2 separate regions of the Homo sapiens genome follow, and region 2 is linked to region 1. Evidence: chromatin loops called from intact Hi-C (ENCODE). Cell type or tissue: IMR-90. All regions are shown on one strand. Each heading gives the region's core, and the rest is flanking DNA. Links, peaks and the distances in the headings are about the cores only. Region 1 has its middle 140 kb from the start of LINC00670. Region 2 has its middle 200 kb from the start of MIR744.

Evidence for each region. Hi-C counts contacts between places; a loop is a spot of excess contacts. Peaks named below come from ENCODE experiments on the same cell type or tissue, not always from the same donor. Only the 100,000 strongest peaks of a DNase experiment are listed, where the experiment ranks them.
Region 2: it touches region 1 in a loop (2.3-fold over the local background); 3 of 110 quality-filtered maps call a loop at or near these places.

The regions. Positions count from the first base shown.
Region 1 is chr17:12,405,766-12,422,576 of GRCh38, forward strand. No RefSeq gene overlaps it. Among named protein-coding and RNA genes, the nearest start is that of LINC00670, 140 kb to the right of the region's middle. In IMR-90, for the core only: no CTCF peak of the experiment used is centred there; a DNase peak (open chromatin) is centred at 9,466.
Region 2 is chr17:12,275,012-12,291,822 of GRCh38, forward strand. No RefSeq gene overlaps it. Among named protein-coding and RNA genes, the nearest start is that of MIR744, 200 kb to the left of the region's middle. In IMR-90, for the core only: no CTCF peak of the experiment used is centred there; a DNase peak (open chromatin) is centred at 7,230.

The DNA.
Region 1 (16,811 bases), core at 5,100-13,099:
CTTGAACCTGGGAAGCGGAGGTTGCAGTGAGTGGAGATCGTACTACTTCACTCCGGCCTGGGCAACAGAGCGTGACCCCATCTCAAGAAAAGAAAAAGGCCGGACGTGTTGGCTCATGCCTATAATCCCAGCACTTTGGGAGGCCGAGGCGGGTGGATCACGAGTCAGGAGATCGAGACCATCCTGGCTAACACAGTGAAACCCTGTCTCTACTAAAAATACAAAAAAAAAAAAATAGCCGGGCGTGGTGGCCTGTAGTCCCAGCTAATCGGGAGGCTGTGGCAGGAGAATGGTGTGAACCCGGGAGGCAGAGCTTGCAGTGAGCCGAGATCATGCCACTGCACTCCAGCCTGGGCGACAGAGCGAGACTCTGTCTCAACAACAACAACAACAAAAAAGAATCTCCATTTGAACAAGATTCCCATCTCTATTTGAACAAGATTCCCAGACGACTTGCATATACATTAAGACTTGATGAACACTGCCAGTTCAATCACACAGTTTATTAAAAGCGCAAATGTCCTTGGAAGTCTAAGGCAGGAACAGAAGGCTTTGAAATGTACTTGACAACTGGCCTTTAAGTCATTACTTCGAACCTTCATTTCTCCAGCAGCTCTCAGCATCATCCTTGGAGATAGTATATCCCAAGCTCTCAAACTTCAACAAGCACAAGAACAACCAGACATAAGTGTTCACAGGCAGATTCTTGGGACTTACACTCCATTTCTCTTAGGGATTCTGATATCAATTATCCAGAAGCTATAATATGAGAAGCACTAGGCTAGAAGGACTGCTTATCATCATCAAGTAAAGGATTCTGGAAAAAATGGGGAATTGGAAAATATTAATTTTTTTGCACCAAAAAGCTTTGGATTTGCTGTATTGGTCTGTAACTTGCCCCAGCCCTGCTGTAGCTGGACATTTATCACAGTTAAAGTAGAAATAACACCATTAGCCTTTCAAGCAGTGATAAAATTAGCAGTGTAAACAAAGCAAGTAAATGACCTTAGTCAGATTCCTTGTTGACTCTGACCCAACACCTACCAAGATGATTAGTCAGGGCAAATGAGAACAGGGTGAAGAGGCCCCTGTGAGGAGAAAGATCCTCTCCCTGTTTACTTCCTGAGGATCCTCCAGCACACAGGACGGTTCCTAAAATGCCTGCAAATGATTAGGGCTCTGAATGTTTAGCGCTTTGGCCCCAATTCTGTGCCAAACTCTGTCATGGTTATTTTTTTCCAGGAGGGAAAGTTCCTTCCAACTTAGAGTCTTACTGCTGTGAATATTCCGGCTTCCTGAGAAAGGGGTGTTCTCTCCTAGAGTTCCAGCAACGCAGAATTCAGGGTGGGAAATGGGCCACAATAGTCACTTCCATTTTTCAGAAGATGGGCCCTGCATTGGGTGGATGGAAACTGTGCTGGTTGGTCCGAGACAGACATGAGTATAAACCTTGTCTCTTCCCGCTGGCCTTCTCAATTAGCCAAATTCAAAGTGAGCTCCTCTTCTTCCAAACTGCTTGTCTGTGTTACTGACTTGGGCTCCTTCTGCTATGTTCTGTTTTTGATTGCATTGTTTCCTCTCCTAATTGTTAAGTTATTGAGGACAGGGGCCCTGCATTATACTTCTTTTTGTCTTCCTGGTATAAAAAGTCCAGGATCTGATTCAGAGGGCCTGTCTTGCTGTCCTGGTTTTAACATTGCTGAGGAGGGAAACAGCCCTTTTATTCTCCACCTAACACTTCCCAAGAGAACAAAATCTTAATATATTTCAGATGACAGATACTAGGGGCTAGGTTGACAGGTAAGCCATGTGTTAAAAGGTCCAAGTTTACAGGTGAGTGTGTGTACGTGTGTGTGTGTGTATGTGCATGTGTCTATGTGTGTGTGTGTGCTCATGTGCATGCATGCACGTTTGTGTGCATACACACGTGCATGTGTACACATGTGCATGTGTGTTTATGTGTGTGTTTACATATGTGTGCGTGTGTGTGTGCATTACCCTGTTCCTTCCTTCCTCCTATGCAGCTGGAGCAGTAAGCTTAGCACCTGAAGGTGTGGGAGGGGTACCCTTCTCTTTGCATTCTTATCCCCTACATGCCCACATGGATGTGGCCAGGAGCTCATTGGAAATTAGGCCAAGCTAGTACTGGTTATTCATGGCAAATATAACAAATATATGCTCTTCCCTGGCTGTCTGGGCTCTCTCTGGCTCTATTCTCCTCTTTCACTCCATGTAAACTAGCCTCAGTATCATGCTCCAGCAGGGTAGAGCAGAGAACTCAGCATCAGGAATTAAGCTTACAGCCCATCTGCCAGTGCTTTGCGCATACATCCTTCTCTTGGGAAACCTATGAGGAAGAGTATCTTAGGTTTGGTCTCCTGGTCTGTTGCCATCAATGAGCCTGTGAATCCCAAGTTTTCCCTCACTCTCTGCTCTGTTCCAGCACTGTGCCTTCTTGTGCATGACATAAATGCTCTGAATCACAGTTTTTGCCTCTATCAAATGGACATAATGGCATTCATGATCATGCTCACAGAGATTTAAACGCAATAACTTGGTATATTCTAGAAGCGTATTCAAAAGGAACTTTTTTATTGTCTCGTTCCTCAGGCTTAGTATGATTTCTCGATGGAGTGGAGATAATGAATCCTTATGGGATGGCTGATTGAACAGATAAGATGTGATTCTCACCTATACCAGCTGAATTAATGCATCTATTGAGAGGTGATTTTCTATTTTTAAAGAAAGTATCATGCAGCAGAACTACCTGGTGAGGGCATACATATCAAATGCAATTTGGCTTTAGGAGATTCATTAGCGTCTGTTCTCTAAGAAGTGAATCTGTTGGAGTAGCTGTTTGTTTTTTTGGAAACAAACAAAAAAATCTGTTTTTTGTTTGTTTCTTTATTTTAGGGCTTAATTTTTTGAGACAATCTTGCTCTGTGCCCAGGCTAGAGTACAGTGGTGCGATCTTGGCTCACTGCAACCTCCCCATCCCAGGTTCAAGCCATTCTTCTGCCTCAGCCTCCCGAGTAGCTGGGACTACAGGCGCGAGCCACTACTCCCAGCTAATTTTTGTATTTTTATTAGAGATGGGGTTTCACCATGTTGGCCAGGCTGGTCTCAAGCTCTTGACCTCAGGTGATCCACTGGCCTCGGCCTCCCAAAGTGCTGAGATTACAGGTGTGAGCCACCACACCTGACCTGGAGTAGCTGTTTTTGAAGAGGGCTCTCTTAATTAAACCAGTATGGTTTGGCCAACTCGTTATGGTTGCTCTAAGCAAATTTTGATCGACTTTTACGCTGTATGTGTTTACAGAGAGCCTGACCTGCAGAAACATATTATCCATATGGAAATAAGGGAGAAACACAATGATGTATCCGTCTCACATCAGAAGAAAATCTAGGTCTTTTCTCTTGTCTATTTTGTCTTCTGTACCCAAGCTTGCAGAAAACCAGACACTTCCAATGAGGACAGTCCCCTGATAAAAAGCCCTCAAGGAAGCCTGCTGTGCTCTGTGTAGTGTCATTGCACTGTGCATGGGGCAGCTGATTCCAATCTTGACTCACACACTTGAATGCAAAGTGAGGTTGGATAAGCACAAGGCCTTACGTGTACTTGTACATTGTTAGAAATCAAAACTGGTCGAAGTCTCTGAGAATTTCAGTCCAACCTCTTATAACTCTATCTTTCTTAGTTTCTTCTTTTCTGCCTGCAAGCATAGTCATATCTCTTGTCTACTAAAACAAAAACAAATCTAACAAAGCAAAATAACTTTTCTCTTATCCTACTATCATACTGTAGTGCTGCTGTTTGTCTTTTGTTTTCATACATCTGCAGAGGATGCTACATTATCAGACAGTTTGTTTCTTAAATAAATTTTACTGGCCGGGCGCGGTGGCTCACGCCTAAAATCCCGCACTTTGGGAGGCCAAGGCGGGTGGATCACGAGGTCAGGAGTTCAAGACCGGCCTGGCCAAGATGGTGAAACCCCCATCTCTACCAAAAATACAAAAAAATTAGCCGGGTGTGTTGGCGGGTGCCTGTAATCCTAGCTACTTGGGAGGGTGAGGCAGAGGATTGCTCGAACACGGGAGGTGGAGGTTGCAGTGAGCCAAGATCGCGCCACTGCACTCCAGCCTGGGTGACAAAGACTCAAAAAAAAAAAAAAAAAATTTACTGTGTGGCCGGGCGCGGTGGCTTACGCCTGTAATCCCAGCACTTTGGAAGGCCGAGACCAGCAGATCACCTGAGGTTGGGAGTTCAAAACCAGCCTGACCAACATGGAGAAACCCCGTCTCTATTAAAAATACAAAATTAGCTGGGTGTGGTGGCACATGCCTGTAATCCCAGCTACTCAGGAGGCTGAGGCAGGAGAATTGCTTGAACCTGGGAGGCGGAGGTAGTGGTGAGCCAAGATCGCGCCATTGCACTCCAGCCTGGGCAACAAGAGTGAAACTCTTGTCTCAAAAAAAAAAAAAGAAAAAGAAAAATTACTGTGTATATTTGAGGTTTACAACATGATGTTATGGGATATATAGAGATTGTAAAATGGTTACTAGAGTGAAGCAAATTAACATATCTAACATCTCACTTAATTACTTTTATTTTTGTAGTAAGAGCAAGTAGAATCTATTTATTTTACAAAAAGCCCTAACAACAATACGGTGTTATTAACCGTAGTCCTCTTGATGTACATTACATATCTAGGCTAGTTCATGCTACGTATCTACTACTTTTGTCCTTTGACCCTCATCTCCCCATTTTCTCCCTCTCCTCCCCGCCCCTGTTTTTTTTTTTTTTTTTTTTTGGAGTTGGAGTCTCTCTGTGTTGCCCAGGCTAGAGTGCAGTGCTGTGATCTTGGCTCACTGCAATCTCTGCCTTCCGGATTCAAGCAATTCACCTGCCTCAGCCTCCCGAGTAGCTGGGACTACAGGCACACGCTGCCAGGCCCAGGTAATTTTTTTTTGTGTTTTAGTAGAAACAGGGTTTCACCGTGTTGCTCAGGCTGGTCTTGAACTCCTGAGCTCAGGTGATCCGCCCTCCTAGGCCTCCCAAAGCGCTAAGATTACAAGCATGAGCCGCAGCGCCCGGCTGACCTCTTTTTTTTCTTTGAAAGATTCCATGTACAAGTGAGATCATGCAATATCTTTCTTTCTGTGTCTGGCTTATTTCACTTAGCATAATGTTCTCTAGGTCCATCCATGTTGTGGCAAATGGCAGGGTCTCTTCTTTAAAGGCTGAAAAATGTTCCATTGCATATATATCTATATATACCACATTTTCTTGATCCATTCACCTGTCAATGGAATCTTAGATTGTTTTCATATCTTGGCTATTGTAATAATGCTGTAAGGAACATGGGACGCAGATATCTTTACAAGGCGGTGGTTTCATCTTAGACACTATTCACCCACTTCTTAATCCTCTCTGCCCTGACCACCCTGCCCGAATTACTTCCTAAAAGGGCTCACGTCAGCTACTTGCCTGGCAAATACAATACCTATTTTTTATTCCTTGGTCCTCTTTGCAGCATTTGATATTATTACATGTTGTTGTCCATTGTATTCACCATGTCTATTTTCTGGTTTTTGGTGCTTTGATATCTGTGGCTTGCTGAGCCTGGATGATGCTTCCTTCCAGGACTTGCCAATCCCTAGAGATAGAATATAATTTTCCCTGCAGCATGCCTTTCAATTCCAACCACCTCCTCTCCAGAAACCTCAGACTCAGGGCCAATATTCCCCTCTCCTAACCATCCCCGGGCCAGGTCCCAGACATCTGGGGATGGCCCCTACGCCCCAGAGTTCACTGAAGTTATTCAAACCACCAAATCCTAAACCTGCTCACCTTACCTCGCCCATTTCCCGATGGAAACCACAAGGAAGGAAGGCTCCTGCCCACATGCCCCCCTGTCCCTCTGCCTCCTGACCAGCCCTGGTACTTCTCCTTGTGGTCTTACGTCGAGTGTAGTGCTCTTGTTTCTAGGGATCTGTGAGTATAAAATTGTCTTCCTTTCCATGTCTGCATGTCTTACCATACCTAACTGAAACAGATCCCAGGTACTTAAAATATATCTACTCTTATTTTTGGAAAGTATCAGCTTCCTTGCCTTTGGAACCACTCTCTCTTTGACTTATTTCATTTTTTGCATTTTTCTGTTTTTGTTTCTGATTTACTTATTGCAGCTCTAGAATCAGAGTCATCCCTACAAACTAAGGGATTTCTCACTGTGAGATGAAGAGGATGGTAAGTTAAAAAAAAAAAAAAAAAAAGGCAGGACCGGGCATGGCGGCTCACGCCTGTAATCCCAGTACTTTGGGAGGTTGAGGTGAGCGGATCACAAGGTCAGGAGTTAGAGACCAGCCTGGCCAGCATGGTGAAACCCCGTCTCTACTAAAAGTACAAGAAATTAGCTGGGCATGGTGATGCGCACCTGCCCGGCTACTTGGGAGGCTGAGGCAGGAGAATAGCTTGAACCCAGCAGGTGGAGGTTGCAGTGAGCCAAGATCGTGCCACTGCACTCCAGCTTGGGCGACACAGCAAGACGCCATCTCAAAAAAAAAAAAAAAAAAAAAAAAAAGGTTTTGTGTTTGTTTTCCTTAAAGGGAATAGGGAGAAAGAGTTTAGGGAAGACAAAGTTTAGAACAAACTCTCATAACACATGCATTGAACATGCACTCCTGTAAGAAGAAATCGGAAAGCATCTTTATTTTAACTCTCACCGTCCCTTTAAAGTTGTGCTTGCCTTTGGATGAAAATGGCAAGACCCAGGGTTGTGCACTGTGATTCTCATGCTAATCTGAATTCAGTTATTAGAATGGCCAATTCCATGTAGTCACCAAAACTCCAAACCTGACTTAGCATTGTCTTTCCCGCCTCCCCCCACCCTCTTTTCTAAGAATGGCTTCAGTCGACTCGACCACCTGCTGCCTGGGAGGAAGGTTGTAGTCAACTTTTTCTTTCTTTCTGGTTGATCTCTACCAGCATCCTGCTAACTTTAGCATTCGTTCCTTCCAGGGCTGGAACACAGGAAGAGAGGAAGAGAGAAGTACTGTGATTTCTCGCTTGACTGATATTGTCACAAGATGGCTTTGCTCTCGTCCTGAGAAGGACAAAAGCTGGCTCTTGCTCCAAAGAGGGCATCTGTGGCTCTGCAGAGATGCTGCTGCTGTGGGGCCTTGCTAACTTCAAACCCTGGACGTCTCTTTTGGCTGTCCCTCTGGGGGACACCCTCAGCCCCTGGATTTCTGGTTGTCCTCTCTGCACAACATTTACTCTGTGGAACTCTTTCAGGCAGTCTTCTAGTGCAGGATTTAAAATAGCTCTAGGACAGCATTCTTTGTTGTTGTTGTTGTTACATGAATAAGTTCTTTAGTGTTGATTTTTTTTTTTTTTTTGAGATGAAGTCTCGCATTGTTGCCTGGGCTGGAGTGTAATGGCACGATCTCGGCTCACTGCAAACTCCGCCTCCCAGGTTCAAGCGATTCTCCTGCCTCAGCCTCCTGAGTAGCTAGGATTACAAGTGCCCGCCACCATGCCCAGCTAATTTTTTGAATTTTTTTTTTTTTTTTTGGAAATGGAGTCTCGCTCTGTCACCCAGGCTGGAGTGCAGTGGCGCAATCTCAGCTCACTGCAACCTCCGCTTCCTGGGTTCAAGCAATTCTCCTGCCTCAGCCTCCTGAGTAGCTGGGACTACAGCTTCATGCCACCACACCCAGCTAATTTTTTTGTATTTTAGTAGAGACGGAGTTTCACTGTGTTGCCCAGGCTGGTCTTGAACTCCTGAACTCAGACAATCCGCCTTCCTCAACCTCCCAAAGTGCTGGGATTACAGGCATGAGCCACCGCGCCCGGTCTTTAGTGGTGATTTCTGAGATTTTGGTGTACCCATCACCTGAGCAGGGTACACTTTACCCAAAGTGTAATCTTTTATCCCTCACCCGCCTCCCACTCTTGCCCTCAAGTACCCAAAGTCCACTGTATCATTCTTATGCCTTTGCATCCCCATAGCTTAGCTCCTACTTGTGAGTGAGAACATACGATGTTTGGTTTTCCATTCCAGAGTACTTCACTTAGAATAATTGTCTCCAATTCCCTCCAAGTTGCTGCAAGTGCCATGATTTTTTTCTAGGACAGCATTCTTATTTAAGACCTATAGGTGATCCCTTTCCTTTGGGGAGAAGCCCAGTCACTTCTAGATGTTGACCTCGCCACTGCTGCCACTCGCCGCTTTGCCTTTCCCTGTGTGATTCTGGGCCGTGGTGCTGCCTACCTACAGGAAGTACATCTTAAACCCGGTCAGGAGGTTTGAGGCTGGTCAGGAGGCAGAGGGACAGGGGGGCATATGGGCAGGAGCCTGCCTTTCTTGTGGTTTCCGTCGGGAAATGGGCTAGGTAGGGTGAGCAGGTTTAGGATTTCGTGGTTTGAATAATTTCAGTGGACTCTGGGGCGTAGGGGCCATCCCCAGATGTCTGGGACCTGGCCCTGGGATGGTTAGGAGAGGGGAATGTTGGCCCTGAGTTTGAGGTTTCTGGAGAGGAGGTGGTTGGAATTGAAAAGCATGCTGCGAAAAGTTAACCATTTCGCCCTCTCTCACTAGGCTTGTGTTTAGAAGGAAGCGCCACCCACAGGTGCCCTCTTGGTGGGCAATGAACTTCAACAGAAAGACATTTCTTTCTCAGGAAATATTTTTCCATTTCTTTGGAGAAGAGCTTTGGAAATGCTCCCCCTGGAACATTCCTGGGTATCTTTTCTATCTCCTCCAAGTTCCACAATCAAAACTTCCACTCTAGCATCACATAACACATTTTTTAAGAGTTAAGGAAAAGTAAGAAGAATTCTTCAATGATTTTAGTATACCTAGGTTTTTAATGATCTTCATTTAAACGATGTCACTACAAATATTTAAAGTTATATATGCAAGACAGGCATTAAGTATGATGTTTCTCCTTACAAATGTAAAGAAAAATCAGGCTAGACTCTCTAACACTTGGTTTTCTATGCCTGTGTAAAATCTCTCTGTTTGGACAAAGCCATGATCTATATCAGCGGTCCTCAAACCTGGCAGTACATCAAATATAACCTGAGGGACTTATTTAAAATTCAGATGTCAGGCTCTATTCCAGACCTACTAAATCAGCCTCCAGGCCATTGGTGTTCTTATCAAACTGCACTTTTGATGCTCTTGCACAAGTAAGTTCAACGATCTCCTGGTGGTGGCTGGTCAGAAATACTAATGCCACCTTGAAAGACGTACACAGCCCCTGATGGGCAAGTCTCGTGAACTCAAACTTAAAAATTTCAGTCTCCCCAGTAGTTCTATTGGGAGTAAATTCCAGCAAAGTCTTATTTGTATTTATTTGTCAAGAGGGCTTCTCTATCTCTGCTCCTGAATAGTGAAACCCCACCTCCAGGTCTACTAGTCAGCGCTCTGTTGAGTCCATTGTTATGGAATGTCCCTGTTTAACAGGGTTGCTAGGAAAGCCTGACTCACAACCTTCAACCCCATGGTTTCTATGTTCCGATGCTAAGTCCTTTATTAACCAGTTTATCCACTTGTTCTTTACTAGGCTTGACTCCTTGGGTCTCTGCTGCCAACTCTCTTGTTTTGTGTCTTGGTAGTCTTGGGGATTTTAAACATTTCACTCTTTTCTCTTACTCCTTAATCAGAGAATGGAAGTTCTCCATGGCTGTCATCAGTAACCTCTGGGTATGAAAAATTACATCAAAAGTTCCTGGCCATTCAAATGTTTTCCTGGTCTGCTATTTTGATTTTGTCTTCTACCAGTGGTAAAAAGCTTTCTGTCCTAATTCACAGTTTCAGCTTTGATGCTGAGAGTTATTTGGGAAATGCTAAGAGAGGTAGGTGGTGATGGCTAAGGTAGAAGACATGTGGCGGGGAGGTTCTAGGATGTTAGTCAGAATTTATAGCTCTCCCCTTCATCACTCTAAAATCTAGACAACTGAAATCATTCTGACTCTTCTCTCTGCTTCCAATCTCCCTCAGGCTTCACCTCCTTTTACTTTCTTAGTCACACAGCTACTAGAGTTACTCTTATAATTGAGATCACCCCAGCCTAATTCTTCCCTACCTCACCCCATTCTTCATGGTTTCCTGTGATCCACAGATTGAAGTCCAGAATGGCTTGGTGCTTTGGGGGCATTTCCAGTTTTGACTTCCATTTCTCTCAGCTATAATCCTAAATTTTTCAACTTTCTCATGATCCTCCAAATATGTTGTCTTAGCCTATTCTAGCTGCTATAACAAAAGTATCATAGACTGGGTAACTTAAACAGCAAACATTTCTTTCCCACGGTTCTGAAGGCTGAGGAGTCCAGGATTGAGGCTGCAGGTGATTTGGTGTCTGGTGAGGACCTGCTTCCTTGTTCACAGATGACCCACTGTCTTCTCACTGTGTCCTCACATGGTGGAAGGGGACAATGAGCTCCCTAAGTCCTCCTTTTTTTTTTTTTGGAGATAGAGTCTCACTCTGCTGCCCAGGCTGGAGTGCAATGGCATGATCTCGGCTCACTGAAACCTCCACCTCCCAGATCCAAGCAATTCTCTTGCCTCAGCTTCCCAAGTAGCTGGGATTACAGGTACCCACCAACACACCTGGCTAATTTTTCTGTATTTTTAATAGAGACGGGGTTTTGCCATGTTGGCTAAGCTGGTCTCAAACTCCTGACCTCAGGTGATCCACCCACCTCAACCTCCCAAAGGGCTGGGATTACAGGCATGAGCCACCGCATTCAGCCCTCAGTCCTCTTTTACAAGGACGTTAGCTCCATTCATGAGGGTTTGACCCACATGATGGAACCACTTCCCAAAGCCCCACCTCCAAATACCATTGCACTGGGAGTTAGGAACTAAATGAATTTAGAGAAGACACAAACATTTAGTGCATAACATATTTCATGCCCTTTCTTGTAAACATGATTTTCCCCTTGATGTTTTTCTGGCTGAAATTGGGAAAGAAAATAGAACTCATTTGTTGAGTCGCTACCACACTCCAGGCACTGCAACACATATCTTTACATATACATCATTCGTTTCTCACAGTAACCCTCTAAAATAGTTACTTGCAGCCCTATTTTATAAATAGGGAAACAGATGATTTAAAATATCTCATCCAGAATTGCATAATTATAAGGCTCAAGCTGGAATGAACCTGCATCTGTCAATGCCAAGGGCCACCTATTCACCCTATGCCTTCCTAATATCAATTCTTCCCAAGCTGGGCTTCCATGTCACTTTTTCCATGAATTCTCTTTCAATTTCTTCCCAGTTCATTGCTCTCATTCCCTAATTCGTAAGTAAGTATGTGTTGAGAATGTACTTTATGCCAGACACTGTGCTGGTTCCTAGGGGTAGAGGCATGAATGAGACAGAGTGGATTTCTGCCCTCCAGGAGCTTACATTCTCCTGGGGGAAATAAAGAATAAACAAGCAAACAAAGGACTAAAAAGATAAAGAATGTGTAAGTACTGTAAAAGTGATAAATAAGGCAATAGCAGACAAGAGTATCTGGGAGGGATCTATTTAACATATAAAGGATTAGAAAAGGTCTCTAAGACCTGGTATTTGAACTGTGACTTGGAAAATATGACAGAGCCAACTAAATAAGGTGCTGGAGAATGAGCACACCATGCAGCGAGAGAAGCAAGTGCAAAGGACCTGGGGCAGGAAATAGCTTTGCACATTTGATCAGCAGTTTTTCTGGGCCATTTGTGAGTGGTAGAAGATTAGCTTGAAAATTAGTAGGCACTTGGTCATGTAGAGCCATGAGGACACTTTGAGTTTTATTCTAAAAGCAATGTTAAACTTTTGAAGGATTTAAAAAATGGCTTTATGGAGGTATAATTGACATGCAATAAACAACATATTTGAAATACACAATTTGATATGTTTTGACATATTGTGTTAGGCTATTCTTGCATTGCTGTAAGTAAATACCTTAGGCTGGGTAGTGTATAAAGAAAACATGTTTATTTGGCCCACAGTTCTGCATGCCTTACATGAAGAATGGTGCTGGCATCTGCTTCTGGTGGGGCCTCAGGAAGCTTGCAATCATGGCGGAAGGGGACAGGGAACCAGTATGTCACACAGTGAGAGCGGGAGCAAGAGAGAGAGGGAGGAGGTCCCAGACTCTTTAAACAACCAGATCTCACATGTAGTAACTGAGTAAGAACTCACTCATCACCCAGGAGATGGTGCTAGGCCATTCATGAGGGTTCCACCTCCATGATCCGATCACCTCCCACGAGGCCTCACCTCCAACATTATGAATCACATTTCAACCTGCGATTTGGAGAGGACAGACATGCAAATCATCTCACACCATGAGATGACACCAAATTATACCCCCGTGAAATTATCATCATGATCAAGATAATGAGCATATCCATCATTCCCAAAAGTTTTGTCATGGTCCTCAAAACCCCACTCAAAACCCTACCTGACCCCAGCTCCAGGCAACCACTGATTTGCTTCATGTCCCTGTAAATTAGTTTCTATTTTCCAGAATCTTATGTAAATGAAATCATAAAGTATGTACTTGTGTAAGTGTGTGTGGCTTGTAGGTTTTCATAGATTCCTTTTATCAGGCTAAGCTCTCTTCTATTCTTAGTTTGCTGAGTGTTTTCATCAGGAATGGGTGCTGTATTTTATCAAGTGCTTGTTCTCTATCTTTGCAGATGATCATCTTGCTTTTTTTTTTTCTTTTTAAGACTATTAGTTGATTGTTTGGAATGTTAAACTAAACTTACATGCCTGGAATAATCCCTACTTGATCATGATTTATTATGCTTTTTATATATTGTTGAATTGAATTTGCTAAGATTTTGTTTAGAAAATTTGCATGTATGTGGTTTTTTTATTCTTGTAATATCTTTGCCTGGATTTGATGTCAAAGTAATGCTGGCCTCATAAAATGGGTTGGGAAGCATTCCTTCTCTTCCCTATTCTTTAAAAGTTTATTCTAACTGGTATTATTTCTTATTAATGTTTGGGAGACTTCACTAGGGAAGCTGCCTGAGGCTGGAGGGTTTTTTGTTAGAAGGTTTTAAACTACAAATTCAACTTTAAAAAATAGATACAGGATTATCTATTCAGGTTCTCTTTCTCTTCTTAAGCAAACATTAGTTATATGTTTTTCAGGGAATTTGCCTATTTTTCTAAGTTCTCAAATTTATTGCCATAAGGTGGTTCACAATAAGCATTTATCATCCTTTTACTTTCTGTATAATTTTTAGTGAGGTCTCATTTTTACTGATCTCTCATTTCTAATATCTTTCGTTTGCATCCCCTTCACCCCAAAAGTTGATAAGTCTGGCTGGAGGTTTATTAAATTTATTGAACTTCTCACATAACCACCCTTTGATCTCATTTATTTTCTCCACTATGTTTTCTGTTTCATATCTAATTGGATTTTGCCCTATTTTTATTATTTCATTTTTTTATTTGGAGTTTAACATGTTCTTTTCTAGTTTATTTAAGAAGAAAGCTAAGGTCTTTGATTTGAGGCCCATCTTTAGGTCTTCCACTCCAGCTGGTGGAAACAGGAATGATTCCCAGTCTCATGTGAATTCTAAAGAATTGTTCCCTCTAGGGGCGGGGCCTGGTGGCTCACGCCTGTAATCCCAGCACTTTGGGAGGCCGAGGTGGGCGGATCATGAGGTCCCGAGATTGAGACCATCCTGGCTAACACGGTGAAACCCCATCTCTACTAAAAAACAAAAAATTAGCAGGGCGTGATGGCAGGAGCCTGTAGTCCCAGCTACTCTGGAGGCTGAGGCAGGAGAATGGCATGAACCTGGGAGGCAGAGCTTGCAGTGAGCCGAGATTGCACCACTGCACTCCAGCCTGAGCAACAGAGCGAGACTCCGCCTCAAAAAAAAAAAGAATTGTTCCCTCTAATCTTTTCAAGTAGTTCTTTCCCTGGCCTCTGTTTCCTCACAGATATGCATTGGGCAGCACTCAGCACAAGACTTGAGGGGACCCTGTGTAGGTCTCAGGAGCTGTCTTGCAGCTCTCTCTTCTCCAGCGTTCTCCCCTGAATCCCACAACTCTGACTTCCTTGGCCTCCCAGACTACTAGTATTGTCTCCTCAGCTCCACAAGGCCACCAAGCCCTGCCTGGTTTCCCTAGAAATTCTCTTCAGACCAGGCGCGGTGGCTGGAGCCTGTAATCCCAGCACTTTGGGAGGCTGAGGCGGGCGGATCACCTGAGGTCGGGAGTTCGAGACCAGCCTGACCAACATGGAGAAACCCCGTCTCTACTAAAAATACAAAATTAGCTGGGTGTGGTGGCACATGCCTGTAATCCCAGCTACTTGGGAGGCTGAGGCAGGAGAATCGCTTGAATCCGGGAGGTGGAGGTTGCGGTGAGTCTAGATCGCACCATTGCACTCCAGCCTGGGAAACAAGAGCGAAACTCCGTCTCCAAAAAAACAAAAACAAAACAAATTCTCTTGGGGCAGTAGCTGGGGCAATCGAAGGACTCTTCCTTTGTTTTGAATCTCGGTTGAATGTTTTGTATACCATTGTTTTATACTCTTTGTGTAGTGTTTTAGTTATTTCATACTAGAGCATAAGGCTAGTCCCTGTTATTCCGACGCTATCAAAAATGGAAGTTTCATCCTTTTGGGGGATTTCAAGTGGAGGAGTGGTGTTATATCATCCAAGGGTTAAGAAGATCACTCTTCTGCTGTTCCATCTGAAAGCAGATGGGAAGTGGAGGACAGGTCTGCTATTGTAGGAATGCAGGCAGGAAGTGCTAGGAATTGAAGAGGGATTTTTTTTTTCAAGGGCCACGGGGGCAGAGGGTGGCTCCAGATCCACTTGGAGGTGGAACCCAGAGAACTGGCTGATAAACTGGATGTGGAGTGGGTCGGGGGGAAAGGGAGTTAAAGCTACCTCCTGGGTGTTTCCTAGAACAACTGGGCCAATGGGGAAAGCCAGGGAAGGAAGTGGGCATTGTGGACAGGCGGAGATCAGGAGTTACAGTTTGGATATAAGCTTGAGATGTCTTTTTAATCAGTCACATGGATCTAGTCAAACAGGAAGAGGGCTATAAGAAGGTAGAGCTCCAGGGAGGAGTCAGAGTTGGAGACAGAAAAACGGAGTCATCAGTATAGAATTATTCAAAGCTCTGGGCCTGGAGGAGATCACCCAGGGGAACAGTGTAGACAGAGGAGAAAAGAAGGCCTAGACTGAGTCCGTGGGACCTTCAGCATCTAGATGTCAGGAGAGCAGGAAGAGCTGAGAAGGAGTTGGAGAAGAGGCACCTGTCTTCCCAGGAGACTCAATTCCTTTATTTAACCATGTGTTTTTCAGTTTTATAATTACCTGTTTATCCACCTGTCGCTCAACTTGCCTGGGAGCCCTTGAGGTCGGATGCCCTGTCTTATTTTGCATTGCCCACATCTAACACGGTGTCTGGCACCTAGATGGACCTTGAATGAATGAATGGATGAATGAATGAATGAATGAATGAAGACTAAGGGAGTTAAAAGATTACTGGTATGAGGTCAAAAGGACAGAGCTTTTTTGTAGTCCAAGGGACTGCAAAAGACAATTCTGGGAAAGTTGAGCTCAGAAAAAAAAAAATCTAACAGTCCAGAAACATTTTCCTGAGTGCCAGTTTCCTGATCTGTCAACTAAAACGTCCCGGAGAAGTGATCTTTAGAGTTACTTCTGTTTACATGCTGCACACAGACGGGAACGCTCCATTTGGCTTTCTCTGCAGAGTCCACAAGGAGACAAAACAATGTGTTAAAGTTGCGCTTCCTTGGTTGATGTTTCTATTCTTTTGGTCTTTTGTCTGTTTTCAAACAGATCAAAGCACGTCTTGTGAAATGTTCTGGCCCCAGAGTAGAATTTAAGATGCACAAAGGGCATGAGTAGACATTAATAAAAAACTCATTTTGACCCTTTCGAACTGGCGGCCACCATGGAGGTCAGAAGAGGGCAGGTGTATTCCTGCCAGCCCCCTAGAGACATAAAGATGTCTGCCCCGAGGAATCAGGCTAGGGATTAGTGACAGGCTCCATGCCTGCCCCCTGCCACACTGGACAGCCAAACCTCCTTCTCTTGACTTACAGGACTGGCAAAGACAGTGACAGGGGCCTGGCCGTGGAGCCTGGCTGAAATCCGGGCCCCAGTGAAAGCCCCACAGAGAGCTGCAGAGAAAGGCAACCTTCAGAGGCTGACTTTGATATTTACACTTCCCCAATTTCTACGGAGAGCCGTGGTCTCGTGTTTTACACATTCAGCAATTGCACAGGCCCTGAAAGGTTTTAACTGTCCGGTTGAAACTATAATAAAGTTTACTGTGGTTAAAACCTGAAATGAGTCTGAGTTTGGATTTTTCAGCCCAGTGGCTTCGTGTAAACAGTTTACTTAACGTCGTTTTTGGCTCTTATTCAATAAACCACCATGATAATCCCGTTCACAGACAAAACAGATCACGGATTAGCAGACAGGCTGCTGTAACAAAAGCAGCGCATTACCTGCTCTTTGTGCAAAAGGTAGAGCTCCGTTTTGCAGAAAGTATTCGTCTATCTTTGTTTTCATAGTTGAAGAGAAGGAACGTTACATTGTTTAGCTCCTTTTTGTACCACAAAAATAGATTTTAATTAAGCACATAAAGTGAGCCGGGCTTGGAGCTGTTATTTTCCAGAGAAGGCATACTGGCTTTATTCAAATTGGAAGAGACCCCAGGCAAATGCCAAAATCACCTATTGCTTACATTTCATTTTAATGTGCTCAAGTTCAATAAAAGTTTATCATCTCCATTAAACCAGTA
Region 2 (16,811 bases), core at 3,310-11,309, 130 kb before region 1:
TAAGTTTTTGGGTGGTTGATTTTGGTATGTGGATTTTTGACTTTACGGGGTTGGCATTTCTAACCCCCATGTTGTTCAAGGATCAACTGTCATACTAAATATACCAGCAATCATAATAAATATAAATAGCTTAACTTATTAGTTAAAATAAAACTTTTCAAATTGGATTAAACAATTTTAGTTTCATATTATTTATAAGAGAAATTATTAATTGGTTGACTTAAATATTGATTTCAGACATCATGGCTCAAAAGTTTGAAAAAGAAGTCGACAAAAATATGTACCAGGAAAAACAAAACAAAGAAAATTTGAGTAGTGAAATTTTTATTAGATGAAATTGATTTTAAGACAAAATGCATTGGTGTGGATAAAAAAGCATTACTAGTAATTAGTAAAAGCATTCATGAGAAAGCTACAGAAATTCTAGTCTAATGATATAGACTTAAAATATAAGGGAAAATGGGCTGGGCACGGTGGCTCATGCCTGTAATCCCAGCACTTTTGGAGGCCAAGGAAGGTGGATCACTTGAGGTCAGGACTTCAAGACCAGCCTGGCCAACAAGGTGAAACCCTGTCTCTACTAAAAATGCAAAAATTAGCTGGGCATGGTGGTGCGTGCCTGTAATCCCAGCTACTCAGGAGGCTGATGCAGGAGAATTGCTGGAACCTGGGAGGCACAGGTTGCAGGCAGCTGAGATTGCACCACCGCACTCCAGTCTGGACGGCAGAGTGAAACTCTGTCTCAAAAAAAAAAAAAAAAAAAAAAACACACACACACACACATACATATATTGGAAAATGAACAGAACTCTAAAGAAAATTAACACATTCACAATTATCGATGTCAATATATCTGTATCAGAAACTACTACATCAAGAAGACAAAGGAAGACTTGATGTCTGTTCTTATATATCCATGAACAACCTTTCCATTGTTTTTTTCAAGCATACAGAACAGTTATGTTTACTGACTACAAAGACCACATAATTGATATTGTACTGAATATATTCTTTGACTACCATACATTAAAATAGGAAACCATTTTTTAAAAGTAATCAATAAAAAACCCCTATTCTTTTAATAGGTACATTTCCAAGAAGTAGTTAAAAAAGGAATCATGTCAGGAGGTCTGAAATACTTAGAATCACACAACAATCACAGCAATATATGTGAGATAGAGATTTATATGCTAGAAAAAACAAAAAGTTGAAAAATCAATGAATTAAACATTTGACTCAAAAAGTTAGTAAAAGAGAAAACCTAAACAAATAAGACATTGTAATAAGAAGAAATTAAATAAAAAAAGAAATAATAAGGAAGGTAAACAAAAGTAGTGCATATATGTTTAATTAATTAATTAATTATTTTTTGAAATGGAGTCTTGTTCTGTCACCCAGGCTGGAGTGCAGTGGCAGAATCTTGGCTCACTGCAACCTCTGCCACCCAGGCTTAAGCGATTCTCCTGCCTCAGCCTCCCAAGTAGCCGGGACTACAGGCATGCACCACCAGGCCTGGCTAATTTTTTCTATTTTTAGTAGAGATGGAGTTTCACCATATTGGTCAGACTAGTCTCAAACTCCTGACCTCAAGTGATCCGCCTGCCTCAGCCTCCCAAAGTGCTGGGATTATAGGTGTGAGCCATCACGCCCGGCCAGTGGTGCATTTTTATTAAAACAGAACAATATTCAAAGAAGACATAAAACTCACCATACATCTCATTCTGTGCCAATGTTTTCTATTAACACTTTTGTGCAAATCCTTCCTGTTTTACGTAGAGAGATGGAACAAATAAATACTCATGCTATGACAAAGATTGAGGAAGAGAATTGCTGTCTTTCCAAACATAGACTGAATTTCTGAAGCAGGAAATGTGGTTTGCAAGAGGCAGCTGGGAGAAAGGAAGACTCCTACTCTGTTTCTTGGTCCTGGCATTTGGGCGTGGGAGGAATACACCAACATGAGAGAGTTGCAGAAGTCTCAGCAGACACCTGGGTTTCCACTGGGTAGGAAAGAGGCAAGGCCTTTCAGAGAAGAGATTGAGGATATAGGGAAGTGTGCTGGTCATAATCAGGAATTCCAGAGATCACACTGACGGGGGTTAGAGGGCAAGGAGATGGTGATGAATTGGATCAGTCTGGAGAGAGTACAAAATATAGGGAATAGAGTTCCAGTGATAATGGATCATTTTAGCACAGTTGGACACCTGAAAGGGACTGTGATCCACAGGGAGGAGGGGTGTGACATGGTTGTTCCTGGTGGTCTTTTAGAGAACTGATAAGTAATCAGTTGAAACTGTGGTCTTCAAACTTGAATAAGATGATGAGGGGGTCTTAGAGAGAGAGATCTTTCCTAAAACTCAAGAAGGTTGCTGGGGAAGGGGATGAAGTCAGAGGGAGGCTGCTCTACTCACCATTTAGTCACCCTTGCGGTTTCTCTTTCTGTATTTTCTACTAATTTCTGGTCTACTGAGAACACCTCTTTTTATTGTTTAGTATAATTATGCACTATTGTATTTAAATGTTCTCCTGCCAATTCTAGGAATGGGGCAGGAAGAAAAGTTTGTGACTTGAGCTCAGTGTCCCATCTAGATCTGAAGGCAAAGCTTCAGTTTGGTCCTTATTTTCCCTTGACTATGGGGTTCAAGTTCTTCTTTCTGCTGAGCTACTTCAAAAAATAATTTTTCTCCAAAGTTCACAGTTCCTGATTAAAGCCGACTAAGATGAACAACAGAGCAGGGCAGGATATCAGAAAAAAAATTTAAATGAAGAGCGTTGAATTAAGTTACATTTGTCATTCTATCAATCATATTTCCCATGTCACTTCTGAAATGTCCGTTGGGCTTGGCCTCCACAAGACCTGCAGGAAGAGGTTTATTTTCCCTCAAGACCTGAATGTGCTCTCTGTGGCCCCAGTAGGAGTCCTTACACCTACTGTGGCCACCTTCTTTGATTAAAATTCATTTCTATATCTCAGATGACTCAGGCAGGACATGCCTGTGTAGTTTTACAGGTGACAGTTTTTCCGAGTGCTCACAAACTCTGTGTTTTACAAGTACATTTGTTCCTTGCAGACTTTTGGCTGCACTATAAGCTCAGGCTGAGAAAGAATAGTTGATTCTGGTTATCAAAGCTTTGTCTAAATAAACGAGGACCTCACTGTATCTCTCTTGGCTATAGAGCTAGGTATATGGACAGTCCATCTTGGAGACTCTCCAAAGTGAGAATAGTTATTGAAGTCTAAAATAAGGACTCCTTATAAGGAAGTTTCACCTAAGAAGAAGGCCCCCAGCGTTGGCTTAGCAAATAACATTCTAGTGTAGCTCCAGGATATTGGAGCCAAATGTGATTCTCCCTGCCCTCAACCAAAGACCCAGCCTGGTTTTTATAGGCCAGACATAAATCTGAGAAAGTGTTTATAAAATAGACTGGGTCTATCTGGAAGGCTTGAAAAACAACTTTTATAGGTTCATTCTTAGGAAATCGATTTGAGGATATTTAGAGGAGTTGCTCTTGTACGAAATGGAATCCTTCTCACCTTATCTCCCCCTGTCCAGTTGGGGTGCATGATTCATTCAACAAAACAGCACTATTAATTTCAGGCTCCTCATACTCTTATGGGCAAGGAGACCTGCCTTACTGAGCCCACCATTAAAGGGCAGAGAGAACCTTTATTAAATATTTATTGGTGGACCTCAAATCTCAATGCTTGCCTTTCTACCTGGTGACACCATTTCAAGTTTGTATTCCCACTTGGTATTCCAGGATCTTATCCATAAGAAATTTTGGGCTATAAGTTCCTCTGAAGCACATTGTGCTAAACCTGCCGATTTTATAGTTGAGGAGGCTGATGACCTGAGAAAAGGACCCTCTTCTTTCAGTAAACACCAAAACATGATGCTTGACCCTTTGTGGGATACAAAAATACATGGGTCAATGTCCTTGTCATCAGTGATTGTTACTTACAGGTGTAAGAATAATTGTAATATGTAATTGTAATATGTGATGTGATAAGAGCTGTAAATGGGCTGGGTGCGGTGGCTCACACGTGTAATCCCAGCACTTTGGGAGGTCGAGATGGGCGGACCACGAGGTCAGGAGATTGAGATCATCCTAGCTAACATGGTGAAACCCCGTCTCTACTAAAAATACAAAAAATTAGCCGGGCGTGGTGGCGGGCACCTGTAGTCCCAGCTACTTGGGGGGCTGAGGCACGAGAATTGCTTAAACCTGGGAGGTGGAGGTTGCAGTGAGCTGAGATCGCACCACTGCACTCCAGCCTGGGTGACACGGTGACACTCTGTCTCAAAAAAAAAAAAAAAAAAAAGCTGTAAATGAAGGAAAAATACAAAATGCATTTTGTATTTAGGTAGAAATTAGCACATTTTGAGGGGGCAGGGTAGCAGGAGAAGCAACCTGGTAATTATTGTTATTTTTTATTTCCCATTTTTTTCTTTTAACTTTTATTTTAGGTTTGGGGTGCATGTGCAAGTTTATTATGTAGGTAAACTGGTGTCACAAGGGTTTAGTGTACAGATTATCTCATCATCCAGGTACTAAGCATAGTACCCAATAGGCTTCTTAAAAAATCCTTTCCCTCCTCCCAACCGCTACCCTCAAGTAGGCCCCAGTAGTAGGCCACAGTGTCTGTTGTTTCCCTCTTTGTGTCCATGTGTCCATGTGTTCTCATTATTTAGCTCCCACTTATAATAAGTGAGAACATGCGGTTTTTGGTTTTCTGTTTCTGCATTAGTTTGCCAGGGGTAATGGTCTCCAGCTCCATCCATATTGCTCCAAATGACATGCTCTTGTTCTTTTTTACAGCTGCATGTTATTCCACAATGTATATGTACTACATTTGCTTTATCCAGTCTAATGCTGATGGGCATTTAGGCAACCTGATAATTACTATGATGTACTTCGCATTTAAGGGCAATTGGGTGAATCTTGGGATTTTTGCCCTCTGCAGATGGGAGTTACAAGTAAATCTGCTGTATTGAGAAATCCTCTGGCATGGAAAGGAAACGCTAGGAAGTTCAGTTTGGTCAGAGGGTAGACCAAAGTAAGAAAAGAATAATAAATAAGGTGGGAGAAATGGATTGGGACAAGATTACAGGTGAAAAAGAATGGCCAAGGCATATTGAGCAGGAGCTAGATTTCAGGGGGCTAAGCAGCGAGTGGTTGATGAGAATACCGAGACAGACAATGAAAAATCCTTATGAGTCATTTGCTAATAGAGAAAAATAAAGATTAGTAGGAGTTTGTGGGAGAAAACAATGTCTGCAGGGAATAAGCATAGGTAGAGAGGGAAGTTGCAATGAAACTAGTTGCATTGAAAGCCAGGATTTTCTGATGACTGGAACCCTAGTGAGGGTGCATGCTCTGCTCCTGAATGCATTGGTATGACAAGCATTTCCCAGAATCTAAAAACCTGAAGGTGCTATTTCATCTCTCATGTCATCACTAAGAATCTTGAATTTAGAAATCTAGAGCTGAGCTGATCGTTATGAGGCTGAGAATTGCCCCCAGGTGAGTGGGACGCTTGGATGATGTACAGACTGACACACTGCACACCAGGGTGGGCTCACAGCTCTGTACTCATGCGTCATCTGGGGACACTGAGGCTGTGCAGTGTCATGATGGGAGGCATTCACAAGGTTCTGCAAAATATAGCGAATAGCCAGCCATTTGGATTACCCTGACTCTGCAGATCAGATCAAAGGAGATTAAGTTGAAGTGCATCCCTCTTTAGTGAAGCACTTGGCAAATGTCTCAATTCTTTTAGAGATGATTTTGAGTTTTGTAGAATTAAGTCTTTTTTTTTCCCCCAAGCATATTTCTCCCAGTTTTCAAAAGGTTGGTTACTTGTGGGAAATTTAATCCACATGTTTATGATTCACTTCGACTCCACTCCTTTCAAATTTATCTTTGGAGCATGAGTTGGTACTTGAGAAGCGTTTTAAAGTTCAGGACTTTTTAGAACTGGAGAGTTATTTTGCTAGATGTGTCTCGAAAACACATATCAAAAATTTTCGTAAAATCAAAACTCAGAGTTTGGAGGGTGGTCTGAATGTCCCAAACTCCCAACTCTTGGCAATGTATTTCCAACAGCTGATCTGTAGGCAAAGGACAGTGTAAGTGTGCAAGGAGCTCCTTCGCTGAGTGGTAAAGGAAGGGTGTCTGTGTTTACAGGAGTGCCATCCCAGTCTCTTAAAATATTCCCAGAGACGGCCAGGCGTGGTGGCTCATGCCTGTAATCCCAGCACTTCGGGAGGCCGAGGCGGGCGGATCACGAGGTCAGGAGATCGAGACCATCCTGGCTAACGTGGTGAAACCCCGTCTCTACTTTATATAAAAATTTAAAAAAATTAGCCAGGCGTGGTGGCGGGCGCCTGTAGTCCCAGCTACTCGGGAGGCTGAGGCAGGAGAATGGGGTGAACCCGGGAGGCGGAGCTTGCAGTGAGCCGAGATTGTGCCATTGCACTCCAGCCTGGGCGACAGAGCAAGACTCCGTCTCAAAAAAAAAAAAAAAAAAATATATATATATATATATATATATATATATATATTTTCCCAGAGACAGCAGGCCTGGGAAGCATCATGACATTTGTGTCCTTCCTGGTAGGCAGTCTTGCTTTTTATTACAGTTTCTTATGCCTAGATCCTTGGGCTGGCAGAACAATTCTAGATCACCTCATGTCTAATTTAACCTCTTCATTTTACAGGTGAAACTCAAAAAGATTCAATGTCTTGCTCAAGGTTTCACACAGTTTAGTGTTAGAATCTCTTCGTGTTTCCACCATGTCCATTTCATGCCAATAAGAAGAAACTTTGATAAGAGTTGAGGTCATTCCACTGGGACCAGGGGTGGAATGGTGGGCAAAGTGGTGGAGGCAGTTTTTGGTGGGTGGAGAGACATTGAGCACTTCCTTCCACCTGCTCTGCCCTCTTTGAGTTTCTTTCTCTTTCAGATTATCTGTTTGCTTTGGGTTGCTTCTCCCCTTTGGAAGATAGGGTTTCTGCAAAAGGATACTGATGGAATGGGGTTCTTAAAGTCTGACATCCAAAGAGGTGTCACATGGGAAAGGGTGGAGTACTCCATTGTGAAGTCCTGTTTTCTGCAGTATTATTTAAGGGATACTGGGATCCAGCTGATTGCTCTGTAAACAAATGCCTTCACTGCTCAAATGGATACATATTTCCTGTTCCAGAACACTAATGCTTACTTGATGAGTCAATGGGTGACCAGTCTAAGTATGTTGGATCCACTCAGTCACTGCAGGGGAAATCTATTGACCTTGGATACACACTTTAGCCCAGAACGGCTACACTTGGTTATTTAATTTAGTTGTACAAAATGTGGGAAATAGATGCATATCAGCAAAGGTCTTGGTCTTTGTTCAGCAAGGAAACTAGTGAAATTTATGAAGGGTTTTTATCAGACTGAGGTCAATGGAACATATTCACACACATACCATTTAAAATAGCATTTATTTGTTTTATAAATGATTATAAAAGTACTATAATTTCATTGTGGAAAACTTGAAAAATGCCAAAAGTATAAAGAAGAAAAAATGAACAAATCACTTACAATTTCACTACTTAGAGATAACTAATGTTAACATTGACATTGGAGAGTTTCCTGGGGTTTTTTTAGTGGATTTACAGATTTTTAATATTTTTTTACAAAACATACATTTTTCATAGGTTATAAACTGTTTTATTTTTTGGTGTTTTTTTTTAGTTGTAAAGATCAGAAAGAGAAAAAGATGTTTCATAAGCCTAGTCTAAGACCAATAACCATGGGTTTATTGGGTCTCTAGGACTCGTATGAGATCCAGTGCATTTTGGGCCCTTTGCAGGGCCTGAAGCAGATGAAATTCATAGATTTTTTCTCTAAAGCTCCCCCTATTAATGTAACTCACTTATTCGGCCTAGGTTGCTTTCCTTTCTGTCTCTTACTTCTCCTCCCACCACTACTAACCAATCTCCATTTTCTCTACCTGGTAGCTTCTTCTCACATCATAACTTCTCATTTCTTGTATTTTTGGTTTGCTGTGACTCACACACAGCCCTGTTCTACCTCATGGCCTCTCTTTCCACATATCATTTGTCTGACATTTTTCAGTTCAAACGATTCAGAGAGAGAATCTGATTTATTCAGCTAACGACTCTTTTTCTCTATTTGAGTACATCTTGCACACAGGCTCGGCCGTAAGTTGCTGGCCAGTTGAGACAATTACTTCTCTAACCCATTTACGTATGGGCAGATGATGAGGAAGTTCAGCTAACATTTAGCAAATTATATAGAAGACAGTAAAAATTTATCCCAAATCCTGCCACTCAATAGTGACTACTGTTAATACTTTTGTGATTTTTTTCTTTGAGACGGAGTTTCGCTCTTGTCACCCAGGCTGGAGTGCAATGGCGCAATCTCGGCTCACTGCGACCTCCGCCTGCCGGGTTCAAGCAATTCTCCTGCCTCCTACTCAGTCTCTCGAGTAGCTGGGATTACAGGTGACTGCCACCATGTATGGCTAATTTTTGTATTTTTAGTAGAGATGGGCTTTCACCATGTTGGTCAGGCTGGTCTTGAACTCCTGACCTCAGGTGATCCACCTGCCTCAGCCTCCCAAAGTGCTGGGATTACAGGCATGAGCCATCGCACCCGGCCAGTCATTTTTAATGTAATTATGTATGTGCCTATGTGTGTATGCATGTGTGAGTATATATTTTAAAACTTGATTACATTTTGTTTTTTAGCCGAACATTATAGCTTAAAATAGTTTCTTATACTTTTAGCTATTTTTCTAAAACCTGACTTGTAGTGGTGTACAATAGTCAATTTTATGAGCATAGCAATACTCTGTTTCACAATTTCAGTATTACTAGGTACTTTCTGGTGTGTGCCGTGGAAGAGCCTGCATCCTATGTCATATAATGGCAACATTTCCTAACATTGGAAAAGGTATTCCATTTCTAGGTGGCCAAAAAGTGCCAAATATCTATGATATGGTCACAGGTGGACAATGTAGTTTTATGATAATGAGGACATGTGTTCTGTCTTTTTTTTTTTTTTCAAATTTATTTTCTTAGACCATATGACATCTATTTTGCCATATAGTGTCAGGAAGTAATTTAACCTTAAACATTTTTTTTCCTAAAAGTTTAACTTATTGTCCTAGAACCATTTATTCACTTAACCGTTCTCTCTCAGTTGATTTGGAATGTCGTAGGATTATTTCCTTGATTCTCAGATGCAAATGACTGTGAGATTCATCCCTGACTTAGAAACCACAGCAAGTTGAAATTCTTTTTTTTTTTTTTTTTTTTTTGAGATGGAGTCTCCCTCTGTCGCCCAGGCTGGAGTGCAATGGCATGATCTCGGCTCACTGCAACCTCCAACTCCCGGGTTCAAGCAATTCTCCTGCCTCAGCCTCCTGAGTAGCTGGGATTACAGGTGTCTGCCACCATGCCCAGCTAATTTTTGTATTTTTAGTAGAGAGGGGATTTCATCATGTTGGCCAGGCTGGTGTTGAACTCCTGACCTCGGGTAATCCACCTGCCTCGGCCTCCCAAAGTGCAGGGATTACAGGTGTGAGCCACTGTGCCGGCCAAAATTCTTGAGTCACATCCTGATTTCAGAAATATTAAAATGAAGACAATGTGGTACTAACTCGTCATACCAATCTGGGTGTTTCTCGGCTTTCTAGTCTCTTGCACTGACCTATTTTGAAGCATATTATTTATCTGCTTATAATATTTATGTTTGTTTATTTATTCTCATTTATTCCTCTACCCCATCTCCATTCTCTTTCTTTCCAGCTCCCATAAGCAACTATTTTAACATTTTAAATATGCATTTGTTTATTTGACTGTATCATTTTGAATGTGTATTATCGTGTGGCCTATATTGTTATTTTTTTTCTGTTGTAGATCTCACTCTGTTGTCACTTTTTAGACTACATCCTATGTGTCTGAGAGCCATTGTGTTGCTGTTTCTGATAGCCGGGTAGCACTTTGTGGTGTGTTCACAGATCTCATCTCTTCAGGGTTTGTATCATGTTATGCCAGGTCCACTAAATAAATTTTGAGGTTTTCCACGTTTTGTTTTATAATATGTTGGCAAACTTTAACATGTACAGAATACATGTTCCTTAAAAGTTTGAAAAATTTAATCTGTAAAACAATTTGCCTCTGGTGCCATTTGGGGAATAGTTGTTAAAATTCCACACACACACACACACACACACACACACACACACACACAAAACAAAACAAAAAAAAAACAAAAAAAAAACAAAACAACAAAAAAAAAACACCCCATCATTCTTTCTGTCATTTTTGATTTATTCAAGTTTTTTTCTTCTTATAGGGAAATTTTTAAGAATTAATATTTTTGAGAACATATACTTTTCAAATCTAGTAGCCTATAGTTACTAATAATTTTTTTATGAATTCAGTGTAATCTCTTTTTTATGATTGTGGTTACATTGTTCATATTCCTAATGCTTCATATTTGTATTTTTGCACTGGCTTTTTAAAAAGTAACTTCACTTTTTTTCTGATATAAAAGTAATATATGCTTATTTAATAAGGGGTCTTTAGCCATTCCCTATGTGTGCAATTAACCTTGTCCAGAACTTGTTCTATTATATAATTTTTATTAAAAAACCAAGTTTTAAAAATCAATTTAAATGCTTTTTAGTTTTACTAAATACATTTAAAAAATAATTTTATCTTCGTCTATTCCCTCTACCTGCATTTTTTAGATTTATTTTTTGTTCTATTTTAGCTTATTGAATTGGATACTTCATTCTCATAGTTTCTGTCTGTCTTGTTTAATAATAAAATCTCAGTGCTATTAATTTTCCTCAGTATATCTTTGGCCACAGCCCCTATATTTTACATGTTCTGTTCTTCTTTGTCATAATTTTTTAAATAAGCTGTACTTGTAGTTTTTATTTCTTCTTTGTCTCAAGAGTTATTTAAGAGCATTTGACATTTCTAGTGTTTTTAAAAAATTCTTCTGTTATGAATTTCTGGGTTTATTACATTGTGGTTAGAGAATGTGAGAATGCAGTCTGCATTGTTTCTACTTTTTGGAAAATAGTAAGATTTTCTTTGTGGCTTAATATATGAACATATTTTGTTAATGTTCCACGGCACTTGAAAAGAATACGTGTTTCCTGAGTATATCTGAAGTTTTATATACATCTATTAAATCAAACATATTAATGTGTTATTCAAATTCTCTATATCTTTTTCTCTTCCTGCATACATGTGTATGTGTGTTTGGTCTATTTGAACTGGAAAAGCCTGAAGATGTTATATGAATGACTCCCACTGCAACTATAGTTTCGTCAGTTTCTTCATGTGTTGCCAAGTTTTTTGCTGTCTCTACTTCATTGGTGGAATTGATGAAGCATCTCCCTACGTTTCATTAGTTGTGTTCTCTAAAATGTTGAAAGGACAGGCACATCAGGAAGCAAAAGGTGTCTGTATTTTACCTAGCCTGGTTTGATTGGTGTTGTAGGGGAAATTTTGGCCCTATTCTAACATTAATTCAACCTTGGTTATCATTGGTAGGTGAGTTCCTATTTTTCTGTATCTTTGTGTCTTCCTTTATATACTCCTCAATATGTATTTATGGAAGACTTCTTCCATCTGTTTTCATTGCACACTGACTATGTATTTATTGGAAAACATTTTAAATTTTGTGTGCCCCTCCCAGTGAGAGGATTATTTGTTCTCACCTCAAAGAAATCTGGTTCTGCCATGTGACTTGCTTTGGCCAATAGACTGTGATCAGAAGAGATGTATGCCACATCGAAGTGTCTTGCTTACAGCATCATTGCACAGTCTGTCACTGTCCTTTTCTCTGCTCTAGGAAAAGCATGTCCAAATAGGGGCCACTCTCTCATCCTGGTCCCTGAATGAAAACAATCCAGTGTGTCAGCCAAAACTCAGAGAGAGCTGACTAGTATGGACATGCATTGTGTACTGGGTCCTGTTTTAGGCATTGCAGATCTAATCAGAATGGAAACCAGCATGGCCCCTGTTCGCCTAATGCTTATGGAAAGTTGGAAGAGTCTATGAAATGCTGCTAGCCACTATTTTTACAGGCCTCAGTCATATCTGATAGTTTTCTTTATATGGAATCTATATACTTCCTATTTGGCATTTCCAAAATACTTTTTGTTATTGTGAATATAATCTTTTTCGTCATGTTATTTAAGAACTCGTAGCTGCTATATGGGAAATCTATAGATTTGTATTTTTACTTATATTATCTGGACACATTATTAAGGTCTCATAATTATATAGTTATTTACTAGATTTTCCAGGTATATAATCATATTTCAAATCAATTAGTAATTTGCTTTTCCTTTGCAATGATTATAAACCAACTTCTCTTCTATATCTCATTTAATTGGCCAGATTTTCATAAAAGTGTTAAATAATGTAATAGTATTTTCCCTGATTTTATTAGGAAAGTGGCCAGTGTTTGACTCTTAAGATATGACTTATTTGTTTAAGACAAATCATCTTTGCCATGTTGAGAAGATCATTTTTTGTTTGCAGTTTTCTCTGAGTTCTTATTCTGAATATGTGTAGCATTTTAACAAATGCCTTTTTAGTGTCTACTGAGATTTTTGCATGCCTATCTGTATTTTGTTAATAGATTTCCCAATATTAAAATACGTCAGCATTCCTCGGATAAATCTAGTTATTATGATGGATGGTCTTTTAGTATACAATTTTGTTCAGTTGTCGTATATTTTATTTAGCACTTAAACATTTGTGTTCCTAATTGGCTTTTTCTATAGGTTTTTTTTTGTGTGTGTGGGTACTATCTTTGTGAGATTTTGGTATTAAGATTATACTTCCTTGTAGGAGAGACTTTAAATTTTATTTTATTTTTTTACTATTCAGGAACAGTTTATATTGCATGGGGATTATCTGTTCCTTGAAAGTTTGAACTGACTTGATAATAAAACTGTCTGGGTGTACATCTCTTTAGGAGTAATACTTTAGTAATTTCCTCAGTTCCTTTGATGGTTTTATTTTTCAGATATGTATTGCTTTAGTCAGGTCTGTGGTGGCTCCTTGGACTAGGAGTTGGTTCAGATCTGAGCCTCTCGCCTAATGGAAGATTACATCACCTGATCAGACTGGATGTTTAACAGAATTCAGCCTCTTGCATCGTAGTATTTACCTTGAGTGAAAATTTCATGTTAAGCACTTGTTAAATTGCCTAAAGCACAGAGAGCTGAGACTTCAAGTTGTGGTCTGTTTTTGTTTCTCCCCATTAGCCCATATTTTTATGTGTGCTAGAATTTGATTTGAGATGTGCTTTCATTGTAATAGATATCAGGAAATGAAACTGGTTGGGGTGCAGCACGCCTAGGTCCTTCCTAGATTTCTAATTATTGGAATTTGCTGGGTATTCACAAAATAAACTGGAAATTATGAGCAACCCAATTGGTCTGGGTTGGTGTGTTCTCAACAGTCCTTTTGCTGCCTATGAGTGGAGTTGGCAAAGGAGTATTCTGGCCGCCTCTAAAGCATTCCCTGCACAGTGAAGAAAGAGCTGCCATTGGTAGTAACCTTAAGGACCCAAGTGAATTGTTTTTTTGGAGCTGCCATAGCAAAGTACCACACACGGGGTGACTTAAAACAACAGAAATTCATCGTCTCACAGTTCTGGAGGCCAGAAGTCCGAGATGAGATAAAGATGTTGGCAGAGCTGGTCCTATCAGTGGGCTGTGAGGGAGAATCTGTTCCAGGCCTTTTTCCTAGCATCTGGTTGTTCTGATGGAGATCTTCGGTGTTTCTTGGTTGTAGATGTATTGCTTCATATTCACATGCTTCTCCCTTCTTCCTGCATCCCTTCACATCATCTTCCCTCTGTGCACATCTGTCTCAGTGTCCAAATTTACCCTTTTATAAGGACAACAGTCATTGAATTAGGGCCCACCGTAATGGCCTCATTTTAACGTGGTGACTTCTTTTAAGGCCCGATCTCCAAATAAGTTCACAATCTGAGGTTCTAGGGGTTACGACTTCCACTTATCTTTTTTCAGGGAATGCAATTCAGCACATAGTTCTGAGTAGGGCTGCCGAGAGAAGGGAAGTCAGAAGGGCTTTCCTACTGTTGCTTGGACTGATGGCAGCCTCTGTTCATGCGGTGAACGTGAGTGGGCAGACCATCAGCTGTCTTTTTTTTTTTTTTGTGATGGAGTCTCGCTCTGTTGCGAGGCTGGAATGTAGTGGCGCAATCTCAGCTCACTGCAACTTCCGCCTCCTGGGTTCAAGCGATTCTCCTGCCTCAGCCTCACTAGTAGCTGGGACTACAGGTGCGCACCACCCATGCCCAGCTAAATGTTTTTACATTTTTAGTAGAGATGGGATTTCACCACGTTGGCCAGGATGGTCTCAATCTCTTGACCTCATGATCCACCCACCTCGGCCTCCCAAAGTGCTGGGATTACAGGTGTGAGCCACCGCGCCCAGCCCATCAACTGTCTTTCTTACCCACTCTACCAGCCATCTCAGTAGATAGTCCTTTCAAAATCTATTAATGGATGGTTCCAACGTTCCCAATGTTAACTTTCCAAGAAATCTTCAGCTTTGGGATTTTCTTTGTCTTTAACATTGTTTTACTGGGAGGAGGAGAGGGGCCATAACAGGCCCTGCCAGCTAGGAGTCAGTTAAACCACAAGTTGTTCTTTCTCCTGGCTCTATTTTCCTGCCTTTTATTTTTTCCCTGTCCAAGGATCAGCAGGTTGCCTCTCCCAGGCCACACCTCCAAGAGCATCCTTGCATTGGGGTGCCCTGCTGATTGTGGCAGAGCTCGAAACTAGGGAGGCATCATTCACTTGGGCTGCAAAGACAAGGGCTTGTGCGGGAGACCATTTGTGGGTTTGGAGCTGCTCTTCACACTTGGGATATCATACTGATGGTCTCTGTGCAACCTCTGCAGGGATCCCCAGCTGTCTTTATTGCTCACAACTTTATTATCTTCTGAAGGTTTGGAGCTTATAAAATAGCTGTTTTGGCCAAAGCTGTACAATAAAGAATCATATTTGACTCTCACATTTCGCCTCCTCTCTTGCTAGCTAAATAATGTGACATTTCGAATTTGGAATCTTCAAGTTTAGCTTACATTTTTGGCTTTTACTAATTTTATCAAGGTCTTGCTGGGATGCTTGTCAGTTTCCAAAATGCCTTGATATGATCTCATCTTATTCTCGCAATAAGTTGCTTTTTCTGCTCATTTTTCATGGCAATAACTCACAGAAGTTACTGGAGGCACGGGGGCGACTTGGCCGAAATCACACAGATAGCAGTAGAGCCAGGACTCCAACTCAGGTCTGCTGACACTCAGCCCGGCTCCTTTCCATGAGGTCATCCTGCTCTCCTGCTACCTCATGGTCCAGCCAAGTCTCAGCTCGCACTCAAGATCCCAAAATACCACCACCTCCTCCCCAGAGCCTTCCCAGATTAAGCTAATAACTGACAGCTTTCCATTATATTGCTCAGTCTATCTAGAACAGGGGCTGGCAAACCACTGGCTCCTTGCCCTGGTGTTGCTGGTCTACAAATGTTTTTTACATCTTTAAATGTCCATTAAAAAAAATAAAAATATTGTGGCAGAGACATAAGTGACCCTCAAAGCCTTATGACTATTTACTATCTGACCCTTTACAGAAAAAGGTTGCCAGCCCCCAGGTTAGATAAATGTACCTCCCTTTATCTGCTTTTAAATGTCACCTACTCTCTGCTATGGAATGAATGGCCGTCAAAATTCTTGTGTTAAAACTTAATACCCATTGTGGTGGCATGAAGAGTTGGGTCCGTTTGGGAAGTGATTAAGTCATGAGGGCAGAGCCATTAATATGGATGGATCAGTGCCGTATTAAAGGGCAGGAAGGAATTACTGTAGCTTCGGCCTTTTGCCAAGTGAGGACGCAGTAACAAGGCACCATCTTGAAAGCAGAGCACAGCCCTCCCCAGACACCAAACCTGCCAGCGCCTTGATCTTGGACTTCCCAGCCTCCAGAATTGTGAAAAAATAAATGTCTATTGTGTACAAGTCACCCAGTCTCAGGTATTTCATTATAGTAGCCTAAATGGAGGAAGACACTGCCCATTTATATTTATTAAACCAATTTTTGTGTCTGTTTATTTATTTACTGTGAACCGAGGATTATTGCTTTGGAAGGTTCCAAGTTCCTGCTTCCTCTCCCCTGATACTTTTCTTCACCCCTCTATCAGGCTCTGAGGGATAGATAGATACAACATGAAATAGAACATCCTCTACAGCTTATTTGGAAAGGGAGGCAGGGAGGGCCTTGGCATCAAATACGTGTTGGATCCTGCTAGATGCCCACGAGTGGTATATACAGGAAGAACACATGTGCGCATCAAAGGAGAGGACATGCTTGAGGACTAGAACGTAAACCCCGCAGGAATGTATCTTTTTTGTTTACTGCTATCCCCAGTGTTCAGCATAGGTGCCTGAAAAAGATTTGTTGACCAATGAATGAGGCCTGAATTACCTGAGGAAGATTTGGGTAGGAAATTGGACTTCACACACTAAGATGTGAAGAAAGGGTAAGACTTGAATAAATAAATGAAAGCGAAGGTTGTCTTTTGGGCTTGTTATAAGAAGATATAGCCCATCGTATGTCTTCTTTACAGATTCGTTACCACTGAAACCAATGAACAGTTGGTGTATGTAATTATTGATTCAGCAGGAAATGGCAGGCCCCCTGAGTGGAGGGACCTTGGCTTTTTCACCATGTAGG